Linked DNA regions of Homo sapiens: region 2 is linked to region 1. Evidence: read pairs that join two places in POLR2A ChIA-PET (ENCODE). Cell type or tissue: A673. All regions are shown on one strand. Links, peaks and the distances in the headings refer to the core of each region. The heading gives the core; the rest is flanking DNA.

What was found. Peaks named below come from ENCODE experiments on the same cell type or tissue, not always from the same donor. Only the 100,000 strongest peaks of a DNase experiment are listed, where the experiment ranks them.
Region 2: POLR2A ChIA-PET joins it to region 1 with 5 read pairs; 4 of 35 experiments call an interaction of 5 or more read pairs at or near these places.

The regions. Positions count from the first base shown.
Region 1 is chr13:108,943,462-108,947,461 of GRCh38, reverse strand. The region is part of intron 16 of MYO16 (myosin XVI); the gene reads right to left. Among named protein-coding and RNA genes, the nearest start is that of MYO16-AS2, 160 kb to the left of the region's middle. In A673, for the core only: no CTCF peak of the experiment used is centred there; no DNase peak of the experiment used is centred there; H3K27ac peaks cover 789 bases.
Region 2 is chr13:109,788,387-109,794,216 of GRCh38, reverse strand. It overlaps LOC124903211 (WAS/WASL-interacting protein family member 1-like), which reads right to left. Exons shown (of 2, transcript XM_047430835.1): 2 at 3,221-5,830. Among named protein-coding and RNA genes, the nearest start is that of IRS2, 4.7 kb to the right of the region's middle. In A673, for the core only: a CTCF peak has its summit at 2,688 (motif pointing right); DNase peaks (open chromatin) are centred at 2,726 and 4,686; H3K4me3 peaks cover 1,958 bases; H3K27ac peaks cover 2,055 bases.

The DNA of each region.
Region 1 (4,000 bases), core at 1-4,000:
ATTAGTTTAACAACTCAAGGCCTGGGGAGCTGCATCTGACTGGAGGGAGAGGTGGGCAGAACTTTCTCTAACTCACACCAAGACATCCTCAGCCTAGGGAGGGTTCTGTACAGGAAGAGGGCAGCGCGCATGCACACAGAAATATGCCGCAGGCGAGGCTGAACAGGTGCTGAAGTCCTCCTCAGGGGAGAAGGTGACCAGAAAGCATGTGTAAGGCCATGTCCACAGCACCAACAGGAAGGATAAACTTCAACCCAACCCTGTGTCTTAAATACCGACTAACATAGGCATCTTCACCAAAACTTTAGTAATATGCAAATATTATAGTTTATTTGATTCAGACACATGACCATGTACAGATAGTTACTACTGACAAAGGTATTCTTAGGCAGGTTCATCCAGGCCCACCCCTGACCTTCATCAAATGCTGATAAAGTATGGTGTGAACAACATCGCGCTGAATGTAACCCACAAATGTATTAAGCAACCTCTTTCAGCTTAGCAGGACTAAAAGAAAATTTTAATTACCCAGTCTCTACAAGAAATACAAAAATTAGCTGGGCATAGTGGCCTGTAACTGTAGTCCCTGCTATTTGGGAGGCTGAAGTGGGAGGATCACTTGGGCTTAGGAGGCTGGGGCTGCAGTGAGCTGTGATCCTGCCACTGCACTCAAGCCTGGGTGACAGAGCGAGACTATATCTCAATAAAAAAAAAAATCCATCTCTATCTCTGTATAGATCCATACCCTCTTGGCTATTGGCTCTGTTTTTCTGGAGAACCCTGACCAATACACTCTCTTCTCCGCATTTCACTTATTCATACATTTAAATATTTAATAACTCCTATTTAACAAAAAATTAAATGTCATGAACTTGTTTACAGATAAAGATCATGTCTTAAAATTCCTGGTGGATTCTCATAAAATTTAAATTAATATTGGGTGTACAGAAGGTTTACACATACCTGGAAGTTTCCATATGTATTTCAAAGTTTCCATATGTATACCTAGTTGGTTACATTTTTACCCAATAGGTTCCCAGTATATCTGGAAGTGCCATACATAGCTGGCTGATAAGTCCATAGTGAACACCAGCTCTACTCGTTTCCTTTGGTCAAAGGTTGTCAAAATAAGTGAAAAATTTATGCCATAAAAGTCAAACCCCCTTTTTTTTTTGCCAAAATCAAAAGAAACAAATACTCTAACAAAGAACGTATTAGGAAAAGTTATCTAGTAAAGAGAGTTTAGTATAAGAAACAAACATACAAATATTGATCAGAGATGCTCTGGAAGGAAGTATGACAAAATGGGGAGGAGGGAAGGGATGGAGATACAATAAAATACTGACAAACAGAAATTTAAATACTCCACTTACTTAGTCTGATTGCCTTCACTGATAAGATAATTAGACAAACAGCAAATTTTATCTTCAAAAAATGGCATGTCTACCCCCAGGCACACAGACGCACCTTCCAGGTACACAGCTCAGAAGTCTGGCTTCAGGATATCATGGGGGAAGCATGCTAAACACCTTTCTGACATGTTAATTAGAAACATCAGCACCTCCAGCTTTAAAGATTCATTAAAATTGAGATTTTAATGAAGAACTTAAAATGAGTAAAACGTGTACACTCTACAGGCAATCTTTAAAAGTAAAATTCAGGAAGATTTTTTTTCAACCACAAAAACGTATTCAAATATAGGCTGTACCTACTGAGGTAAACTTATCCAAAACAATGTATGTAACTAAATGACATCAGTAATAGGATATTGGATCTGGCTATTTCAGAATAGACTCATAAAGTAAATAAAACTAAATAATCTAAATTTTCTTTTCTGCTAAATGTAAAAGCTGAGTAAAAATGCCTAGTTAATTATAATTAATCCTAATAAGTCAAGATAAAAAAAGAATAGAAATGTGGGTTCCATTTTGACACCTAATGTTCTATTGCATAGGATTTGGCTCCTATTTTAAAAATAATTTCTAGTCAAGGATGTGTTTCAGAACCATTGTTGTGATTACTTATATGCTACATATTTTCAATAAGAAACGCTAGTTATGAAATAACAAAGTTCAAATAATGAATAACCCTCCAAATAAGTGGTCCCTGGCCATGAATTGTGCTTTCAGGTCACAATCACTTCTACATTAAAGAAATTTTCCAGAAAGACCCAATCACATTGTCTAAATGTCATCATACATTTACATTAAAAAATTAATGGAAAGTGAAAAATTCTGAAACTAATTGTCAGTAAAGTTTGGACTGATGTGCTTCAGCTCCAGTTGTAATATTCTAATTTAGAGATGTTAGTGTGAGAAATCGAAGTAAGTTACACAAGAATATTGTGAAGCAATCAGTTACATAGAAAGATACTGAATCAATACAAAATATTTAAAACCTGTTTTACAAAAGATGGATTCTGGAAACTTCGAGACAAGCACGCATACTGGGCTTAATATGTTTGTTGACTCAGAGAAATAATTAGCATTCTGTTATATCTTTCTCACGCACTTAGGAAATGAAGCAATATTATGACCTAGCAAAAACTGGGTTACTCATTTACTATTACTACTGCCATTTTGCAATATTGTTCCTATTTAGAAAATAACTCTACAGTTGTCTAAACCAATTACACCCATTAAAAATACTAATAAAAGTGTTATAAGGAAAATATGATTAAACTCAGGTGCTTCATCTCTGACAAATATATCTTCAATTTTAAAACATGCAAAGTATATATTTCTTTAGAAATAAATTGAAATGGAATTATGATATTGTAGGCTCTTTAGACATTATTCTTTAGTAATCGCTCTCATACTATCTTTCCACCCAATTTTCTGCTTTTAATGCCTTAACTTCAATAATTACATTTAAGGTATCAAATACTTCAAACAGTTAACAACAAATCTCAACATTTACGAAAATAAAAACTAAATTAGCAAGATTTATATCAGTAGACATTTACTTCTGATTTGTTAGGGAATTAAAAACTTTAAGTGGGGGGTGGAAATTAAATTACACAAATGAACCAATAAAGTGAAAAAGTAGTCTTAATGTTGTCATTATCAAATGCAGTTGAGAGTGCCCTTCCCTTTTTCCCTTTTCCTCTTCAATCTTAACAGGTGATCCTAAAAAGTTTTATTTAAGAATAAGGTGGGCTACTTTCTTTAATTACTATTAGGTTGGTACAAAAGTAATTAAAAGTAATGACAAAAACTGCAATTGCTTTTGCTCTAACCTAATATTATTTTTTTTTTATCTCCCAGAAGAATGTTCTTACAACAAGCACTGCTCAAAAGCATTAACTCTATATGTGGTCACAGCAGAGAAAGAAGAAATCTAGACGAGACAGAGTCAGAAGTACAATACCCTGTAGTACAGTTCAGCCTCATGTGCTGTGCTGTGTTCGGATTATTTGGGGCTGGAACCCTGATCAGCTGATTTGCTAACGCAACTGTTCTAAATGTCCTTCTCACTTCCCACTAAGTTCCATTTTCAGAGAGGACATCTCTTCCTGCGGAAACTGAAATCACCACTAACTGGAATCAATGACATATTTTAGCTAAAGAAGAAACAAAGCCGGTGGCGGTGGCTCTCGCCTGTAATCCCAGCACTCTGGGAGGCCGAGGCGGGCGGATCACGAGGTCAGGAGATTGAGACCATTCTGGCCAACATGGTGAAACCCCATCTCTACTAAAAATACAAAAAATTAGCCAGGCGTGGTGGCTCACACCTATAATCCCAGCACTTTGGGAGGCCGAGGCAGGTGGATCACTTGAGGTCAGGAGTTCGAGACCAGCCTGGCCAACATGGTGAAACCTCATCTCTACTAAAAATACTAAATTAGCTGGGTGTGGTGACTCACGCCTGTAATCCCAGCGACTTGGGAGGCAGGAGAATCGCTTAAACCCAGGAGGCAGAGGTTGCAGTGAGCCGAGATCGTGTCACTGCACTCCAGCCTGGGCGACAAAGTGAGACTCCGTCTCAAAAAAAATAAAAA
Region 2 (5,830 bases), core at 835-4,834, 850 kb before region 1:
ACCTCTTAGTGTGGTTTGCTGCAAGCACAACCCTTAAAAAAGGCTTGAGTAAAGCAAAGCCAGGGTCTTGCGTATTTCACTGACCCACTAACAGGCGTGGGAGCAGGAGAGACGCACAGAGGAGGGCCTTTCCCAGCAGACACAGCTGAGTGGTTGTGGTCGGTTTGCATTTTGATGTCCACAGGATCAGTGTCTAGTACAAAGTAGGTGCTTAAGAAACGTTGATAAATTTGACCGAATCCAACATTTCACTGGGTTAGAATGAATTTACCACCACACAGCATAACTACATCACTACATCTATTGAGTATTATTCTCTACTACACAGATGGGTCCTCACACTATGGACCCAGGCAGCGTCAAGAGTCCAAAACGGTACCTTCTAAAGGAAGCAACCTAAAAATAAAAGAAATAGAATTACTGTTTGACTCATTAAAACTAATTTCTGTGAAATGAAATTTAGAAACTTCCTCAGCTCAGAGATAAAAGTCACTTTCTCTACTCTACACCATTAGTAAGAAGAAGGTAAAATTGCAGCATTGGACATTAAAATCAAGCACTAAGAAAGTTTTTTTAAAAAAGCCAGATGATGGTTATAATATATGGCAATTTTTATCTTCAAATTATGTGTGGCAATATTGTAACAAAAGACACAAGAAAAAAATATTTGAGGAAAGAAATAGTTGAGGAAAATAGTGCCTTATTACTTAGACAGAAAGCTAATGGGGCAAAGACCTATGTTCTGGGTAATTCTTAGTATACGTTTGAGGCTTAACAAATATCTAGCACATTTTTAGTAACAATGTTTGCGGATTTTTATATTTTGAATTGAAAATGCCATAAATGCACCTTCACGATAAAGGGTGAGCCCACTTTTGTATTATTCTGTAACTAAAACATGATGATATTTAAAACAACAAAGCAAAATGATGATCTAGATATTAATTTCCTTTAAAGTTTATATTGTGAGAGACAAGGGTGCCATTTTGAAATTGTGGTGTACTTTTAGTGTGAAGAAACTTTAAAACTAGGTACAAGTTTATCAAAATAAAACAGGTAAGTATCAAGTCTCAAAAATATGTATTTCATTTTCTGTGTGCTTTTAGTAGCAGTGAGAATCATGTTTTTAAATTCTCACTTTTACTACCTAAAAGGAAATTTTTGTAGTATAAAATATAATTTTAAGATGTTTTCAATATATAATTCCTATTTTTTTTCTCTTTTAGCAAGACAACCTTGGGCTGACATTCGAAATTTTTACTAAAGAACCAGCAAGTACTAAAATGCAGGCTGATGTTTACACTTTCAGTAGTAATTCTTAGAATGTGTTTATCTGAACTGAAATCTCTACTTAACAGTCAGCGGGAAATGGCAATAAATGGCATCTGCCCTAAATTTCACAAGTTGTTGCTTTATTTATTTTCTTGTGAACCTCATTAATCCATACTCCCTCAAGTCACTTTAGTTTAGTTAATATTATTTGTGTGACAAAAGTGTTTTGAACAAGGAAAAATGGAAAATTCATGTATAAATAGCTAATCATTGGTCTTAAACATAGCATATACACGGAGGCTCAGAGGACAGGTTGGTAAAGATTACTCAAAAGGAGAATTAAAAGACCGCTCAATTCTCAGTTGTGTCATAATCGTATCTTTATGGTAGCTACATATTATAAAATGTTTTTTATTTATCCCTCATACTAGTAAGCGTCAAATTCATGATCTTTGTGAGTATACTGACAAACTACTCTCACAAGCTATTACTATTATTGATATTTTATATATCAACTTTTTTTCATCCATAAAAGTACCTCAACGACATGTTCAGTAGCAAATAAGTTTTCAGATCCCTTCACTCTATTGAATAACAGCTCTGAACACTTTGACTAACTTGAATATCTTCTATTTGCAATGCCTAAAGATTGAGAATAAAGCAGTTAAGAAGGAAGGTGTAATTTGTAAATTTAGAATTGCCAAATTAGTAATGAGTATGTAAGTTCAAATAATTTTACGCAATCAAAAAGATAGTGACATTCGATGCTTATTGCCATTTGTTATTTATGTTTTTAAAATACATTTTTGTTATGTGTCATTTTCAGAGTATGTTTTCTTTCCTATCTTACTTTTTCCAATTTGCTTTTCAATCTTTCAAGATGACTTTGGCTTATCCTAAAAAGAATGTGAGACTTAAAGGTCAATGTAGGGGAGAAATACAATTAAAAAACACTTGGCTTGCCAGATAAGCAAATCTTGATTATAACTTATTTTTGATTAGGTAAACATTCTAAAATAATACTGAATTTAGATTCTTGTTTTTATTTTGTTGGCTAGTATTCTAAACTCTTAAGTGGGCAGTGATATACATTTCTATTAAACTGTATAAGTAACTATGCAAATTGGGATATAAATTGCATTAGAAAATATGAACATATTTGCTTGATACTTAATTCAACCATAAAAAATAAAGTATTGCACTTATTAATGTTCTCTTCCCTCATTTGTCATCTGATATTGCTCTTAGTCACTCACTATCAAAATTTCTTTGTTTAATCTTACTTCTATTAATTTCCTTAAAGTTTCATGCAAAGCAAATTTATGTCAGGTTGTAAGCACCTTTCTCTCAAAGCAACCACCACTGTATTTGTGACAACTCATGCCAGAACCCTGAATCTGCCTTGGGAAGAAACATTGCCAGTTGGTGGCAGCATTCACAAGAGAGGGTCACATTTCCTCTGTTATCTTTAGGTTGAATTTCAAAACAACTCTAGAAAACAGACTCAGAGGGCTAGCCTTGGAAACAGCATGCAAACAACTGCAGAAAAGCGGAAGGTTTCTGACTATAATACAGTTCTACCAAACAGCAGAGCATGTGGCAAAAAAGCCAGGCTGGCTCCCTTCCTCCTGTTTACCTCCTGAGCAGTGTATGAAACAGGGTGAGCTTGCTCCTGGAATCAATAGGTGAATCAATGAACACAGGCTGGTCTTCCCCACTTCATAACATCTGTACTCTGTACAAGGACACTCCGGGCCACCCTCGCTGAGCATCCTCCCGCCCTCTCCCAGAAAATATAGCTGTGTCATCTTACAGACATTTTTAATGTCATCTGCTTATGATGTGCAGATTGAGAAGCAGACAATTTTGTTCTGCTCTGGCATGAAAAAAAAAAAACGTTTTAATCGGCAGCTAGGATAGCAACATGAAGCAACACACAGGACATCAATTTCATCATGCAAAATACCGGTGTATTATATTACAGGGGCCAAGCATTCCAAGGAAAAGTAATGATCTAAGAAGATGCTCTTGCATTTTAAAAATATCTACTAGTGTTATACAGTCATTAATGTATAATTTCCATTTCAATAATAGGAAGCCTTCTGGGAAAAAAAGCTTGTGTTGCTTCTTAAATCTAGAAACACATTCTCAAAATTCAAACAGAACAAAATCCAGAGGCATATTAATAAATATTTTCAACTCCTAACCGCAGTCACTTTTTAATTGGGCATTTATGTATTTCTTCAACATAATTATATTTATAATGAAAAAATGTTGAGAATACTGGATTAGCTGCATTTGTAACTACAACATATTTTTCTAAACAGTATTAATTCAATTGATAAGACTTTAAAAAAGTTATAGTAGTTTGTTCTATCATATATGCACATTAAATAATCATTTATTTTAGAAAATCCTCCCTCATAAAATGAACATTTAGGAAAGAGACTGATCCATATTTTTAACAAGAATAATAAACACACAAGTAGAAAGCCTTTATAATTTCCAAGGGGCTGATCAATTCCATTAACAAATCCTGATACTTTAAATGTTTGCAATGCCATACATAGCAAATGATCCAAACAGCAGTTATATTCTCTCATGTAAGTCATTCTGTTGCCCATACACAGAGTTAGCATGTTACAAAACTCTTGTGAAATTTCAGTTGAAACATTAGCAAATAAATTTGCTGGTAAAGTGCAAGAAGTTTCCTTATAAACCCTAGATGAGGAAAAGTCTGTCCACAGTTCGTTCATCAGAGGAATGGAATTTCTCAAATGAGCTACTGAACAACATTATCTAATAAAATGAAATATAATGAAATGGTGCCACTCATTTTAAAGATTAAATATATCCTTTGACAGAAACCTGTGAAGTTAAAAATCTTTCCCTCTTAAAATACCTTTTAAATTAAAGCTATTCTAACTAGTTATATAGCATTCCACTTAATCTGCTTAGTTTTTAGATTGAGCTCACCTAAATACAAAATACTGTCAAACACCTACAGGGCAAAGAACTAAAAAAAGAAAGAAAATTTCACAAGCAATAAAATGCTATTCACCTTTCTCCTCCCATACTTGCCTTTCCTATATGAAACAAAGAAAATAATTAGTGATGTTCATTATTGGTAGTGCTACTAGTATTTGTATTGTGAACCTGTAACATATTTTTAAATCTCTACACTTTTATATAATTGATTCTTTCTTGAAAAGTAATTATTTCAGAAGACTTCTAATAAAATAATCATTATTGTATATGATTCTGTTAAAAATAGAAAAAACAAACAAACAGAAAAAACTCCCTGCTGAAAGATATGGCCATTTTATTAGCTGTGAAAGGAAAGAAAGCTTCCAAGGAAAGATCTTGGACCATGAGAAAAAATTTCAACCAGGCTGTTTGCTGGCAAGAGGCCATGCCAGCCCCAGCCAGTCCTGCGTGCAGAGCATGTTGGCAGATGTTATTAGCTGACTTTTGTTGAAAAAGTATGGAAGAACAGTTGGAAAATCACAAGGTGTAGAACAAGCTTTAAATAAATAAATAGCTTATCTGGCAATAGAAAGGGGGAAAGAAAACAAGTTCCTCGGTTGAGGAAGAGGACTGGGATACTTCTAATTACAGAGTTTCTTACTGTTGGTTTGTTTCATGGGCTGACTCTCAATGAGAATTGAAATTGTATCATCCACATTTGTATTTGGAGGTTCTAACTGCAGAATTGCAATTAATTTCCAGTTTGCTGTAGGAAATTTATACTCTCTATGACAGAATACCACGGACATAGGTGATAATTCTTTAACCTTCTCTCTTTTGTCCCCAGTCTGGTAACTGAGGCAGTACATGGGGAAAGTGCTAACTGCCAATCCAGAGCTGCTGACACCTTAAAAACACTGGCCTTTAACACTAGGATGGCCCCAAGAAACAAGCAAACAGGAAAAGATGACACCTGCTAGCGTGTGACAGGCACAGCAAGTAAATGTTCAATACGGATATGAAAATGCAACTGCATAATAAAAGTCAACATGAAAAAGAAAAAGATTGCAAAATATACTTTCTCAGAAGAAACCATCACATGATGTTTAAAAGTGGTGGTTCCTTTAGCATTGTCTACTGATGGCTGGCAACATACAGGAACATAGAGGTGGCCCATTTACATCCTCATAAAAGTGGGATGTAAGTGATCACAAAGCCAATAAAACTACACCACATTTTCTTCAAGCACCAAGATAAGAATCCCTTCATCTTTCCTGACTAGACATATTGCTAGGCAACATTTGTGAACGTAAGAAAAGGTAACAAGATCTAAAAAGAACGCCGAAGCATAATGTTCATAAAGGTGGCGCCCCCAACACACACAATCATACACACATACCTATACACACACAATCACACAATCTATTATATAAACAAACACGCACACATGCACACATAGGTGCACAGACTTAAAATGGCATTTCTTGAGGTATTTTTTTTTAAGGTATGATTTAAAAATGGAAGATCAACTTTAAACACACCTTTTTGAGGCACACTGGGTGATATTTGCCACAATGATTATTCTTCCCAA